Regions from separate parts of the Homo sapiens genome. Here region 1 is linked to region 2. Evidence: chromatin loops called from intact Hi-C (ENCODE). Cell type or tissue: B cell. All regions are shown on one strand. Links, peaks and the distances in the headings refer to the core of each region. The heading gives the core; the rest is flanking DNA.

Evidence for each region. Peaks named below come from ENCODE experiments on the same cell type or tissue, not always from the same donor. Only the 100,000 strongest peaks of a DNase experiment are listed, where the experiment ranks them.
Region 1: a loop joins it to region 2, with 3 times the contacts of the local background. A loop is called at or near these places in 2 of 110 quality-filtered maps.

What each region holds. Positions count from the first base shown.
Region 1 is chr21:35,434,553-35,442,523 of GRCh38, reverse strand. All of the region lies in intron 2 of LOC100506403 (a long non-coding RNA gene), which reads left to right. Among named protein-coding and RNA genes, the nearest start is that of MIR802, 280 kb to the left of the region's middle. In B cell, for the core only: no CTCF peak of the experiment used is centred there; a DNase peak (open chromatin) is centred at 3,763; H3K4me3 peaks cover 1,179 bases; H3K27ac peaks cover 1,480 bases.
Region 2 is chr21:35,521,077-35,529,047 of GRCh38, reverse strand. All of the region lies in intron 1 of LOC100506403 (a long non-coding RNA gene), which reads left to right. Among named protein-coding and RNA genes, the nearest start is that of MIR802, 200 kb to the left of the region's middle. RefSeq lists enhancers at 287-466, 487-536, 597-716, 2,970-4,169. In B cell, for the core only: no CTCF peak of the experiment used is centred there; a DNase peak (open chromatin) is centred at 3,517; H3K27ac peaks cover 1,846 bases.

The DNA of each region.
Region 1 (7,971 bases), core at 1,483-6,482, 87 kb after region 2:
TACCTATGAGTGGTGCAGATGTATAGTGTGTTTCTGGCATACACATGCAAAAAAGTGTGTGCATGTGTGTGACGGGTATGCCTGTGATACCTTGTGCAGATATGTGGTGTTCCTGTGTGGTGCAGGTGTGCCAGGTATAGATGTGGGTAGATGCATCCTGTCTGCTGTTGGCATGAGTTTGAAACATTGTGCACCAGTGTCATGGGTGGGTGGTTCTCAAGTGTGGTCCCTGCACCAGCAGTGTCAGCATCACCTGAGAACTTGCTAGAAATGCAAAATCATGGGCCCCCCCACCTCAGATCCACTTCTAGGGGTGGGCCTGCAATCTGGATCTTTACAAGCCCTCCATGGGATTCTGATGTCTGCTCAAGTCTGAGCACAGCGCCATAGGTCCACTTGCTTTGAGCTTTCTCTTCACTATCATAGATGGGTAGATTTCTCTTTTTCCCTCCTAGTGGTGAGATCATGGCAGTTACTTCCAGCCTTAACAGAGGAGAGCTGAAGTGGAGAGCCTAGAAATTAGATGCTTTATGCTAGTGGCATTGTTGACTATGTCATCTTTCCTTTAAATGTAATACCCATCACCTTTGAACTATAGAATGCTAAATGATTGACTTGGTAAATGCTTAAACATGGTCAACTTGGTAAATGTTGTCATAATAAAAAATGCAATGAATTCTCTATACTCAGGGCCTTATAATTGATGACACACACCTGATGTTAAATTTCGACCATATGCATGTATGATTACATTGATCCAAAACAACAATTTAGGCAGTAACCCTTCCTATGAGTGGTTTTGCAATTTGCCAAACTTAATTGGACAATAATAAAAGATTTCTCTAGGTAGATTTTGGACTGAGAAGCTAGCTGACTTCTTTACTTGTAAGACTTTTCCCCCATAAATAATGTTTCTGAGAATTCAAGTTCAGTCAGAAAGCAGGGCATGTGCTCCCCATTTTAGGATAAGTGTGTCTGTGCTTGATCATTTGATACAAAGCAAGCTTACAAACAGGAAGGATTCCTAGCGGGCTCAGAAGCTTCCCACCTGGGTTTGGATTCCGCCCATACTGTGTGGGACCAGTATTCGATCTCTCTTTTCCTCCCTTTCCTGGCTGTCTACAAGGAAAACACCAGTACCATCCTTAAAGTCACTGTGGGAATTTATCAAAATAGTGTGTACAAGGCACTTAGACAGTGTGCCATGGTTTGGGGTTCAGGAATATAGGTTAATTGTAATATTGAGTGAAAGTATTTATAATTTACCACGGAAGATTATTTTGCATTTTTATCAAGCAAATTATAGTTAAGTAAAAATAAAAATGAGTGTGTTTAGATGGAGATATTGTCTTAATGCAAAGATGTTGCTGATAGTGTTACCTCCTGGTTCCTGGTGTGGTTTCTTTGTATTTTTCTAGTAAATTGGCCACAGGAGAACCTTCTGCAAAAGATGAATTCTCCATACTCAGGGCTTTATAATTGATGACATACACCTGATGTTAAATTTCTGGGCTGGGCGCAGTGGCTTACACCTGTAATCCCAGTACTTTGGTAGGCCCAGGTGGATGGATCACTTGAGGTCGGGAGTTTGAGACCACCCTGGCCAACATGGTGAAACCCCATCTCTACTAAAAATACAAAAATTAGCTGGACATGGTGGCATGCACCTACAGTCTCAGCTGCTTGGGAGCTTAGGTAGCAGAATCGCATGAAACCTGGAGGTAGAGGTTGCAGTGAGCTGAGATCACACTACTGCACTCCAGCCTGGGCAACAAAGCGAGACTCCATCTCAAAAAAAAAAAAAAAAAAAGAATTCTGCCATATGCATGTCTGACTAAACTGATCCAAAACAACAGTTGAGGCAATAACCCTTCCTATGCGTGGTTTTGCAGTTTGCCAAACTCATGGGCAGCTGAGGTCACAAGACACAACCTGGAGTTCTAACCTTGGTTTTTAACATCTAGCATTTCCATCATTTAATCATACTTGTTACTTTGGTTTCTAATCAAGTCTTTTAAAAAATGCCAATGATAGATGAAGTCTGTCCACTCTAGAGCATCTCTCCTGGAAGAATCCCAAGTCTCCTGTCCAGGCTACAGGAAGGGGCAAGCAGGAGGGACGGAGTCGGGAGCATGTGTTTATGGAGCCAGGTGCTGTGTGTGACTCTGGGGAAATATCAGTGAATGAGACAGATAGTGTGTTTGTCACCATCATAGAGCTTACAAGGAAGATGAACTTTGAAATAGAAAATACGATGAAGAAACCATGTTAAAAGTAACAAATGCTATTTAAAAAAGGGAAAGGAGGCTATGATACTAGGGAGGCAAATAGCAGAGTGATCTTATGTGATTGAATGATCAGAAACTTCTTTGAGGAAAACATGGCTAAACTCATCCTTGAAGGATAGGTAAGAATTACCCAAGGGATGGAGCGGGAGAGGGAGAAGGAGGACTGAGTGCTAGGCAGAAGGAGCAGTGTAACCAAAGCCTCCAAGGTGGGATGGTGTGATGCTCTGAAGGAGCTCAGTGGGTCCAGGGGAGCTGGAGTGTGGTAGGTGGGAGTGACTTCTATTGGGTAGGCAGGGATGAGGTCATATAGGCCACGGTGGCCATAGGGCAGAGTGGCCATGCTAAGAATGTGGGCTGTGACCTGAAGGGAACAAGAGATGTTGACAAAAATTAACTGAACTCCGAAGTCTTTATGTGATGTGCACATAGCTGGTTACCGAGAAAACCAGAGAAGAACAAATCCTGCTCTGTGTCCACTGCCGGGCTCCTTCGGTCCTGTCACATTGGCTTAATACAACTTGGGGAATTGAGAGTGGGCTTTGAAATCACAAAGAAACATGGTAAAATTATAGTCCCACCACTACTAAATGCGAGAACTTACAGCATTTAGTTTATCTCTCTGAACTTCAGTTGCTTCGTCTGTAAAATGGAAAGATGACTCTTATTTTATTGGAATATTATGAAAATTAAATTAAGTAGCATCTGTAAATTACCCAACATAATGCTTTCTGCATAGTTATGGATCAATTAAGTGTTAATTTCCCTTTTGACACCTTTTTGCTTGGCCAGGAATTTGGTAACAAATGAACTTCTAGCTTTTAGTGAATAGATTGACAGGATTATTTTATGGTTTTCTAATTCCTTATCAGGCAGTGAGTCATTTGACAGCTTTCTTGGGACAAAGCTGTCTTGTTCAAAGACAGCTGGAAGTTCTCTATCATGCCCAGAAGGCTCCAGTTTTACACAGGGTTTAACTAATTGTGTTCAGTACATGGCCTCTGTCGTCTAGGAGAGAACCGATTCTTTGTAGTATTTCTGCAGCAGTGTAGGGCTCACAGGTACAAAGCAATAAGAAGACTTTAACCCCAGCTCTGCTGCCAGCTGTGTGATTTGGGACAAACCACTTAATCTCTCTGAGACCATGTGTCTTTATTTGCAAAACAGATTACAGGGACAAAAGCAAGTTGACGAATGCCAGGCAGCTACAGCATGCCCAGCCTAAAACAGGAACTTGGTAAATGTTGAAGACTCCACCCTCTGCCCAACCTTGGTCCCAGGTCCCAGGAGAACAATGTTTTGCAAACAACACCCAGCTTGGGAGTGTCTGGGGTTCTGATTTGATTTTGGTCTAACGTGGAAGTGGGGCTTCCCCCAGTTTTTCCCACCCTGGTCTGATGGCTTCCTGTAGCATTCCTTTCGCCTTCTGCATGCAGGCACACAGATGAGAGATCTGGAAGGCAACTGACAGCAGGGTGAGGTAAGAAACCTCACCTCCTGCTTATGCATCAGAGGGAACTGAAACCCAGAGTGGCAGGCAATTTCGTGTAGATTACATACCTAGCTCACAGCAGGGCTGAGATAAGGATCTATTTTTCAACTCTTTAAGCCAATGACTCTCTACTTTTCTACTCTTCCACTGGGTCTCCTCTCTCTACTTCTATCTTTTCAGTACAACGTCTCTCTTATTTCTAAGTCAAATTCTTAGGTCTATATTCATGAAAAGCACCTGTCAAAAGCTTTAAAAATTGTTGTTATTAGGTGTATTTTAAGTATCAATAGCTTTAGTTTGATTCTCCTAATAAAGATCTTTCTTGGTGGGTGTTCTAATTGAATACTTTGAAATTTGAAAATATTCTCTTGGGAAAACACACATTCTTATGTATTGTTGGTGGAAATGCAAAGTGGTACAGCCACTAGGCAGGGATTTCAGCAACATGATAGCTCTATTTATCTTTTAACCAAACAATCCCACTTCTAGGAATCTATCCCAAAGATAGACTACCAAATATGAAAAAAAAAAATGCAAAAGCCTATTTATTGTGGCACTGGTGGCAGTGGAAGGAGACTGGCAGTAGCCCAAATATTCATCAGGAGGGGACTGATTGAATAAACTATGCTACATCTACACAATGAACTACTATGTAGCTACTAAAAGAGATGAAAGACTAACTTATATACTGCCAAGGGGTAATCTTTAGAATATATTCTTAAGTGCAAAAAGTAAGACAAAAATTAGAATGTGTATTATGCTACCTTTTGCCTAAGAAAAGTGAGTGTGTATTTAATATTTAACACATTCAATGACAGTAGGATAGGAAACAACAAATTAATAAAAGCGAATCATTAGAGGAGGGAGGAAACAGTGAAAGCAACAGATTTGGAAACGAGGTTTTCCTGAATTTGCTTTGTTTTGTTCATTTGAAAATATACAAATATTTGACAAAATTATAAAACAAAAAAAATCCCTTAATTCAAAAACAAAATGAAATAAATCAGTCGGAGTATTAACCATGTAGAAAGGAATTATTTGAAGTGATTTACACTCTTGTCTATTTGGTTGTATATCTGCAGTGGGACATGTCCTCAGGACGAAAAGAACTGCAACAAAATATTAAATTGCTTCAGTAGTTATATTGTTAATAATATGTTGGTATGGATTCTTAAAATTTTTTTCTTACATTAACCAGGAAAAGCACAAAATAATTATATTTATGTCATAAGAAATCAAGTTTTTTGACTTAAGATAATTAAATAGAAAATCAAAGACACTACATTTAAAAATCTGTAGCTCTTAACTTGAATTGTAAATATTGGTATAAACTCCTGATGTATTTCTATTTAAAAACGTTTTCTGGATGTGTCCACTGAAAAGGTCTAGAACCAATGATTAACCCCCCCAAGAACAAGGAGCTCCCAAGCATCCATGCTTTCGTATCCAAATGCCTTTTTTATTGAAAGGAACCAGGGTCCTTGAGAGAAAAAAAAAAAAAAAAAGGTTAATTCCAGCCTGGGGCAAGAAATGTTCAAGATGAGGTGGTAACATCTTATCATACCAGAAAGCAAGGAAGCCTTCAAAGACAGCTTAGGCAATGGGAAAAGACTCAAAACACACAGGACTCAACAGGTAAAGCCTCCTACTGGCCAAAGATGAAAAAACTATATTCAAAGATGGATCTAAAAAGAACAATATCCAGGTGTTCAAGACCAGCCTGGACAACATAGTGATACCCTGTCTCTACAAAAAATAAAAAATGAAAAATTAGCTGGGTGTGGTGGTGCACGCCTACAGTCCCAGCTACTCAGGAGGCTGAGGTGGGAGAACCACTTGAGCCCAAGAAGTCGAGGCTGCAGTGAGTTATGATTGCAGCACTGTACTCCAGCCTGGGCAACAGCAGAAGATCCTATTTCAACACAAACAAACAAAGAATAATATCTGCAATGTATTGAAACATAGAGGATATGTCAAAATCCAAGCATTTATAGTGATATTTTAAAAGCTTTGCACTCCCCTTGTAGGATGCCAGGAACCAACTCATTGTTCTGAAAAGTGGCAAATAAAGGTAAAGAATCAAGCATTTATCCCCAGTTTCCAGAAAGCGCTGTACCTTGGGATAACCAAAATAGTTGAGGAGATAAATTTTTTCTTTTTCAAAAGAATTTATAAACAAAGGAGGCATTAGAAGGAGCTAGAATGCCGCCACTTTGTAACCACTAATGAAACAATGAGTCTAGGCAAGGATTATCAATGACTGCTAAAACTGTTAGACAAAATGCTGAAGGGAAGCTTTGGATGAAGCTGGCATCACCTACTCCCAATGGTCAATGCCAATATCACAAAAAGAGAGAGAACCAGATATTACGTGTCTCCAGTTGGATGCAATGGGAAGGACACAGCACATCTCCTGATATACTATCACTCAAACCTTCTAAGCTAAATCTTAGCCAGCCTCTAGATCTCACTACTAGGGCTGTAGAAAACACAAGGGAAAAATAAATCTATCAAGAATCACCATGGGGATACAGTCAGCAACAAGCAAAATGTAGAAAATATGCTCTAGGTTTTTCAACAAACAAATTTTAAGAAAATTAAAAAGAGAAGGATAACATATTAACAGATTTAAGAGGTGCATTCCCAGGTGCAACATAGGAGCCTTGCTCACCCTCCAATTCAAGCACACCAATGATAGAACCAACCTTGATAGATACTTGAAATTTTACACAATGCAAAATAAGTTTTCATTAATTGTATGATTATGTATTTTTATATCTAGACATTTGGTGGACTCTTTTAGTAGCTGTTGGTAGGAGAGGGCTGCCTCTTTGCAGAAGTATTTTTGGAATATGTGTTGAAGTGTATGTATTTCTAAACTTTAGGCTCTAAAGGACTGTAAATTGCTAGAATGTATTTATGTTTCTACTCTACATAATTATGCATTTTTCTTTACATCCTCCTCCAGTTGAAAAGCTCTTTGAAGGCAAGAATTAAATGAATTGTTTTACCAAAAAAATGAAATAAATGATGAACTCAGGTGTTTTTTTGTTTTGTTTTGTTTTCACAAAAAAAAAAAAAAAAAACCAAAAAACAATGCTTGGAAAGTAACATCTGAGTAGCTGCTTTGGGTCGATGGATGAAGCCTAGTAAGGGTTGACCTGTCAAGCTCAGAAGTAGGTGAAATTTATTTCCATCATGGCTAAACCCCATTTTAAGTGTTTGTCTCCTCCATCTGTGATATCCTTTTCAGTCTCATCCACATCTTTTGCTGGAAAAGATGTCTCTTAACCATTGAAAACTGAATGTGGGATTGTTAGTATAACATTTCTCACAGGTATTGTTTTGTGATTGCTATCAATAATTGTGAAATGAAAACTGTTGTCTTCTATTATGGAAATTACAGGGAACATGAGGAGGCGGGAGATTTGGGTTTAGGAGACCTGCCCAGCATCCCATTGCATCAACTTACCTCCTGCAACTATTCATGAAGCTGAGGCTTCTGCCAAGTCAGAGGTGCAGAAATTCTAAGATGCACCCCTGTTTTGTGGGAAAGCAACAATCACGGGTGTTTGACTTTTTCTTCTTGTGATAAAGCTAATTCCTGGATAATTTCTCAGATGTGTCATACCTGCATCTAGGCAACTGAGAGGAAAGAGTTCCAAAGTTCATTGTGCTCTAAAATAAAACCAGTCTCATTAAACCTTAAAACAGATTAAATTAACTTGAACATATTTTACAGCCCTGTGTCACGTGTAGGGGAGGAAAAAACCACTTTTCCCTCTACCATTTTAGGTTTAGTAACTGGGGCATAGAAATTAAACTGACAAGACAGATTAACAGGGAAAATGGCATATACATTTTATTGATGTTAATATTTTTGTGTGCACAGGAGTTGACAACACAAAGAAGTGGTTAGACTCTGGGGCTTATATACCATTTTAACAAAGAGTAATAAACTGCGAAAAAGTACCTGGACAAAGGAAAGAGGAATTGGGCTTCCAGGACTGAAAATTTGTGGAAAAGTAACTAGGAAATTCCTAGGGAAAACTAATGAAGTTGTGATGGTTAGTACTGCCTGTCAACTTGATTGGATTGAAGGATACAAAGCATTGATCCTGGGTATGTCAGTGAGGGTGTTGCCAAAGGAGATTAACATTTGAGTCAGTGGGCTGGGAAAGGTAGACCCACCCT
Region 2 (7,971 bases), core at 1,499-6,498:
ACCCATTTAACCCGAATCCCCCGCACCTACAGAGAGCCTTGCATTGCAGTCACAACAAGCAGGGCAGAGGCAGGGGCTGCCGGCCTGCGGCTCATCTCCGGGCTGAGTTCTGCTCACTTTTCCTCCCGCAGGAGCAGGATGGGCTGTGAGGCTGACAAGCCTGACCAAGGCGGCAGAGAACTTTCTACGTGTTGTGTTGTCACTCCGCGTTTCCCCTTTCCCCATGACTGATTCCTGGAGATGCTCTCTGTAAATGAGCCCAAGTGGGAGGAGAGGCTGACTGCTGAGTCCTCAGCAGTGCTGGAGGCCCCCGGGGGGGACAGCAGCTTCACATCCTGACAGGAGGCACTCAACCCGAACCGGAGCTGCAGGCGCCTAGGGTCCCTGACTCAAATTAGGGCGGGTGCGCCAGGCTCCGGACCTAAACCTACATCTTTCTTTTTCAACCCTTTTCAACTGCTTAGCATTTTATCTTTCTAACTGTGCATAGAAGAACTTAAGAGGGAAGTGGCATTTTGGACAGCAGCAGCCACAGAAAGGAAAGTTGCAAAACTGCAATATATCATTTTGGAGCAAATGCCTACCTACAGCTCATGGTCTTGGCTCATTTTTAGGAGAATGAAAGGGTTTGATACTGTTTGACTTCATCTCACCCAGCAACTTGAGACTAGGGTTCATCTAATGCCACCCCCACCCCATGCATATTTAAAGGTCTATGACTCAAAACCGTCTATCCTTTATCAAATGAAATGTGGAGATGATGACATGACTGTACTCCCACTCCCCTCTGAATGTGCAATTCTTAGATTTAAAAAGGCAAGAGAGGCATTGTTTCCCAGACCCTCCTTCCCTCCCCACAGTGTCCACTGAGAGAGATTCCTTTCCCAACATCACAGGAGACTCATGGCATCTTCTGTGCTGACCTCATGAGCTTCTCAGGGCATTTTGTTGCCCATTCTCCTGCCATTGGATCCTGAATTGGAGACGGGAGTACAAGGAAGGTTCTATAGAATCACCAGGCTTTCCTTTCCCCTGGTGTGTCTAACTTTTGACAGATACCCATTCTTCCACACATCCACAGGGAACTACGAGAGAAGTTGTGAGTTACTGATGTGCACTGAGTGTTTGTGGTCCCCTCCCTGAATTTCTCTGTTGAAGTCCTAATCCCTAAAGTGATGGTATTTGGAGATGGGGTTTTGGGGGTGATAGGTCATGCGGGTGGAGCCCTCATGAATGGGATTAGCACTCTTAGGAGAAGACACAGGAGAGAGATGATTGCTCTCTTCCTTATGTAAGGATTCAGAGAGTAGCCAGTCATCTGCAAACCAGCAAGAGGACTCTCACCAGGAACAGAATTGGCTGCCACCTTGATTTTTGACTTACAGCCTCCAAAACTGAGAAAGTCATGCCTGGTGTGTAAGCTGCCCCATCTTTGGTATCCTGAATGGCAGCCTGATGTGACTGCAATAGTGATGAGCTCACCATGCACCTGCTGCTGGAAGTTCTTGTTAGTTTCCTGCTGCTTCTGCCCAAGGATAAGAAAGAAGATGATGTCTCTAAAGACCAGGGCCCCTCCACCCTGTATATTTTACCATTATTGTTTCCCCTGTTCCAGCAATACTACTTCTCTCAGTCCTGTTTGGGTTGCTCTAATGAAAATACCATAGACTGGGCGGCTTTCACACAAAAGAAATTTATTTCTCTCAGTTTTGGAGGATGGGAAGTCCAAGATCAAGGCACTGGCAGATTTAGTGTCTGCTGAGGGCCCAGTCCTAAGAGATGGCTGTTTTCTCCCTGTGCCCCCACAGGGTAGAAGGGGCAAACAATCTCTCTGGGATCCCTTTTATAAAAGCAGCAATACCATTCTTGAAGTCTCCTCCCTCATGACCTAATCACCTCCCAGAGGTCCCACCTCCTAATACTATTACCTTAGGGTTTAGTAGGACTGGTTTCCCAGAAGCCCCTCTCCGTGGCAATGTATGAATTTTGGGAAGACATAAACATATAGTCCATTGCACCACTTTATATACATAATATATATATATGTTATATGTATGTGTATAGATATATGTTTTGTGTGTGTGTGTGTGTGTGTGTGTATATATATATCTATATCTATATATCTCCCCTCTGGACTGTAGTCCAGTTGTAGCAAAACTTTAAAACATATACACACACATACACACACACACCCCCAGTGTGTGTGTGTGTGTGTGTGTGTGTATATAATATATCTTCTATATATCATCTGTCCTGTATATAGTGTGATATATATAATATATTATATATTATATATATATATCTCCCCTCTGGACTGTAGTCCAGTTGTAGCAAAACTTTAAAACACACACACACACACACACACACACACACACACATATATAACTTTCTAACTTTCCCTTGGTCAACAAGCCTCAGAGGAATAACATAGACTCAACTCAGAGAATCTTGTCTCTACCCTGACTCACATTTAAGGCACTAAAATATCATCGTACCTCCCAGCTTCCCAAGCACAGCCTTTTCTAATTTGTTTTCAAGGCTGATCACTATGATTGGTCATTTTGGTCTTCAGAGAGGAAAAGCCTTTTGCTTGATGTTTGGTGATATCCATACAAATCTGCAGCTTTCTGGCTCAGCTACTCATTGGGTGTTCCCGGGCATTACTCTCAAAAGTCTAATTTTCTCCCTAATGTCTCCCACACCCTGAGTCCCAGTTTTGGATTCAAAACCGATGTCCTGGGATATAAGCTCATTGGGAAACTGTGTCCTTAGATCTAGACACTTGTCCTTTACCTGGGCACTCTTGACGTGCTTCCTGCCCATGCTCAGCTATTTAGAATGTGACACCTCCCCTGAACAGAGGCACCAGAGCAATTGCCCCAAAGGAAGGTCCTGTCCTCTGCCTTCACCCATGTTGGTAGGTGGTTCTTCCAAGATCGAGGTGTCAGCAGAGCTGGAGGGGACTATAGGTGGAATAAGGTCATTGTATGTCTGTAGGTTGTCTGTGATTGGCTGGCTCTCAGAACAATGGCTTATTGTTCTTCCCCACCTGGGGCTCTCTCCCAAATGAGATTCATCTTATCTTAATCTTAATCTTAATCTTACTCTTATCAGGACCCCACAGGTTTATTGGAAATCAAGTGTGAGGATGGACCAGGGAAGACACACTGACAAAGTCCAGCATGTTCTAGGGTCTGTTACAGGTAGGAAGGCTTTTAGAGGAATGTTGAGAAGGAAGGGAGCCACTCCTTCTATAGAGTTATCCTTTTGGTTAAGGTGCAATACAGAGGTTTTAATCATTGCTTCAGCTTGCAACATACAGGCTAAAATGTGGACATGTAAGACAATCAATAAAACTTTATGATTCAGAGACAAATCAGCAAAACTTCATGATTCAGAAACAAATCAGTGTCCTTTTCAATGTCAGTAGGTCGTGCATTAATCAGTACATCAACAATTTGAGGAACTCACAGTAAGGTTCTTTACTTGGGGACAGGATGTGGCCATGAATCACAAGACCTCCCTGATGGAAGCCTGTCAAATGTGACCTGTAGGTTATCAACGATGAGAACTGTGTCTTACAGATCTTTGAGTCTCCAACACTGGTCACAGACTCAGGTACCCAGGGAGGTTCAAAATGTTTAGCTGGATGCTCAATAGATCTACAGGTGACAGACAATCCAGGTGCCAAAGCTAAGCCAGAATCCCCATTATTTTCATTTCCTTCTGTATTCATCAGCTTGGGCTGCGACAACATAATACCATAGACTGGCTCACTTAAATGACTGAAACTTATTTTCTCCCAGGTCTGAAGGCTGGAAGTCCAAGATCAAGGTGCTAGCCAATTTGGTTCCTGGTCAGGGCTCTCTTCCTGGCTTGTGGACTGCTGCCTTCCTGCTATGTCCTCACATGGTGAAGAGAGTGCTTGAGCACTCTCCTGTCTCTTCTTATAAGGACACTGATCCTATTGGATCAAGCCCTGCCCTTATGAGTCCACTTAACCTTAATTACCTCTGTAAGGGCCCTTTCTCCTAGTACAGTCACTTTGAGGGTTAGTGCTTCAACATGTGAATTTTGGGGGGACACAAACATTTGGTACATAACCGCTTCTTCAACAAAGATATTTTTTATAGATTAAGAAAGAAAATCACAGAGATGAACACGAAGATCAAAATTGACTACTCTTATGGGCTCTTACCTGTCTAAGGGCCTCCTTACCAGGAAGATGGCATGAAGGATAATAATCAGGATACAATAATCAATAACAATAATATCCTCTGCCTCACCTGCCAAACACCAGCTGCTTCTCAACTTTTGTGGTACTTCCAGTATCTCTGGGTGAGGGGCTGGGAGCCTTCGGTGGCTGCCCCATGCTGAGTACAGAGCAGGGGGATGCAGACACTGCAAAGGTTTCCACCATTTCTGAAGTCAATGAACAAGCTCATTCAAAAAGTATTTTCCTTTCCATTTGCCTCATACACAGGAAAACAAACAGGTATTAAAAAGTAGTCATTTATCAGAGGATAGTATTTCAAACACATGATAGACTATGATATTTTTATGATATTTACCATAGCCTCAAACACTCTCTCGACCACATGAGGACACTTATTTGACTGCTACTGCCATAATTACTGGTAATATCCAGGCAGATTTGAATTTGCAGATGAATATGTTTAACTTTGGCACATAATTAACACAATGACAGCAAAACAATTTAATCACATCATATGTGACCATTACCTAAAGTGTCTGTCTTTATATAATCAGTAGAAAAATTGCAGCCATCTATTTTTAATATTGCTAATATCGACATTTGAATGGAATTCAATGAATATCTAGAAATAAAATGGATACTGAGCAATAATTAAGCACTTGTATGTTTGCAATTGTAAGCTTCGATACTATTTTCAAAACAAATGGGGCCGGGGTATAATGTTCTGGGAGTTTCTGTTGGACTTGACTTTTCCTGGGTCAAATCTCAAGAGCTGTTTACTTGAGGAGGGGGTGGCGGGGCATGGAGCTGAGAATGTGAAGGAAGGGGCAGCCCCCCAGGGAGAATTCCAATCAGTGATCCAGTCATAGGTTTGGAGGGGATACTGCACCTGGCCATGTGCCAACAACATGGAAACTGGGGCATCTTAGGGGAAAGAAGACTCCAAGAAGTCCTGATAGTAATTCACTGAACTTGAGCACACCAGGTACAATGTTTTATGTGGTCCCTTGGGAAATTAAAACAGGCCTACTCTATGGGACTTCTGATATACCTAGAACAGCAGGGTTAAATTAATATAAGACAATAGAGATCTCATTGGAGGGCAAGGGTCCTCTGGAAGGTGTCTGTGTTTGGTGGAAGGGGTGGTAAGTACAAGTTCTTAGAGTAGCATTTAGGAACACATTGCCTTAAGCTAAATAACAAATTAAAGTCTAAGTTGCACACAGACAGACATAGACATGCAAAGATCTGTTACTATTTTGCTTTATTTAATCTATTGGGAGATTTTTTACTTATAATGGATCATTTAAGTGCTGGTACATTTTAATTAAAAGGCAAAAGAATTCCTAGCATCTTACAATATGAATGCATCCAAAAAATCATGAAGATGAGCTGCATCTGTTCTCTGCAGCATTTTCTAATAGAGACACATCAGAATTAGCCTAAATAGCCAACAAAACTAGTTCTTTAAATCTGATAACCTACATACTTAGCATGGCATATTACACATCTATAAAAAGGATGTCCAAAATTTATGTAATTACATGAAAAATTGTTCCAAGCATACATAAAAAGTAAGCTTAAACAATGGATGTTGTATAAATCAGTTTCATAAATAAGTCCATTCATAGAAAAGGCTACAAATGTCTGCAGACATTAATTGATTATCTAGCAGATAATTTTAATCTTCTTGCCATTGTTCCTACAAAGAGCCATTAAAAATAGACTTAAAAATCACTGAAAAAAAAATTTCAGGCTCTTGAATGCTTCTTTGTTTTTTTGTTTGTTTTTGAAACTGAGTTTCGCTCTCATCGCCCAGGCTGGAGTGCAATGGTGCGATCTTGGCTCACTGCAACCTCCACCTCCCGGGTTCAAGCAATTCTCCTGCCTCAGCCTCCTGAGTAGCTGGGATTACAGGCATGTGCCACGACACCCTGCTAATTTTGTATTTTTAGTAGGGATGGGGTTTTACCATGTTGGCCAGGCTGGTCACGAACTCTTGACCTCAGGGGATCCACCCCACCTTGGCTTCCCAAAGTGTTGGGATTACAGGCATGAGCCACCGTGCCTGGTTTCTTGAATACTTTTTGATAGTGGCTACTGTCAATGTCAAATCAAATGGGCAGATGCAGTGTAGCACAGCCATGCTCAAAGAGACTGGTATGGCCCCCAAGGTGAGATCCTAGCTACTGTGAAGGTGTGTGGCCTTCCTAAGGACCATTATACATAACCAGATACACAGTGTAACATATCAAAATTTCAAGGAGGTGGAGAAGCAATCAGAAAAATGCCCAAAAGGTGTTTTTTTTTTTTTTATGGGAGTGATCATGGAAAAAAGGACAAAAATGTTTGCTTGTATGGCCTAACATTTTTAGGAATATGGTTGCTAAATTGAAGTACAGCTATGCTTTTAAAAAAATGAATTAAAGTAATTAGAAGACCAAGTCTTTTTATAGACTCCCTCGTACCAGTCATCCCAAGTTGAGCAAGTGGTGGCATGTCATCCCCTGGTTCCCGGAGCACACAGGTGTGAACAGTCTGTTGTCTTCCCTGCAGCTGACAGAGGCAGTACCAGGGCTGCAAGCCCCTGACAATCTCCTTTTCAAAAAGGCTCTTATAAATTTGAAGCAGACAGTTCAGATGGCTCCTCATCCACCCTCCCAGGACACACAGACGTGCGTTACAAAGAATGTCCTGTGCTCTCTTGGAAACATGGAGTGGAAGCATCTCCCTGACCTGTATCTCCAAGCAGTGTGCCGTCCTGGGCCGTGCCCACGGCGCCTGCCTGTCTCAGTTCCAAGGCAGCAATTGAGTGATAATTGCAGGATCTTATTTTGAACAACACTACAGCAAAGCCTGATAAAGTTTGTAACTATTTAGATCGAAATCTGAGAACTCTAAACAGTTTATTTACAAAGAAAGACATAGATAGGTTTTAATGTGTCTCATAAATCCTCTCTCCTTGACCGCAAAGAGAGCAGATACACAGTTCTTGGGGGAATCAATTAGCCCTGGACAGGGATTCCTCTCTCCAATCGCTTCCCCGGGTATAAGGCTTTCATAGGCCGAGAGGTTCCAGGCACTAAGGCTGAACAAGGCAAACCCTGGGGCTTCACTTTAAGAGTTGGGTTGAGGTTCCTTGGGAATAGTCAAGATGGGCCGGGAAACATCCTGAGCAGATAGACTGAATAAATACCAGAATAGGTCCTTAGACCAGGGTTTCTCCGTAGACCACAGCTTCTCAACCTTTCTCAGTCTCTCCATCTCAATGTCTGCCAACTGGGGCTGGCTCATTCTTTGCTGCGGGAGGCTGCCTTATGCATTAACATCCCCTCTACCTTGTACCCACTAGAGGCCAGTAGCACCCCTACCTCCCACCCCCAGTTGTACTGTTGCCAGGTGTCCTCTGGGAAGGCGTAAGAATCATCACTCTCCCCCCACCCCCATTTAGAGAACCACCTTAGACAATGACATTTCTCCCTTTTCAGAGGTTAATTTTTTTTCTAAGCACAGATTGCTATTTGGATATCATTGCCTTCTCTCCTCTCAGCCCTTTCTGAGTGCCCCGCTATACAATTACATATTGGCTAATTCTTCCATCTTTAACCTGAAGCTTTGAAAGGAAACAGCTTTTATCTTCTCTGTTACATTGAGGGTGGGGGGCGGGTAGGAAGGGTTTGAATATCTATTGCTTTGCATGCAAATTTTAATCCTTTAATCACCTCCCCACAGTTTCAGGGGGAGCTTGCCTGAGA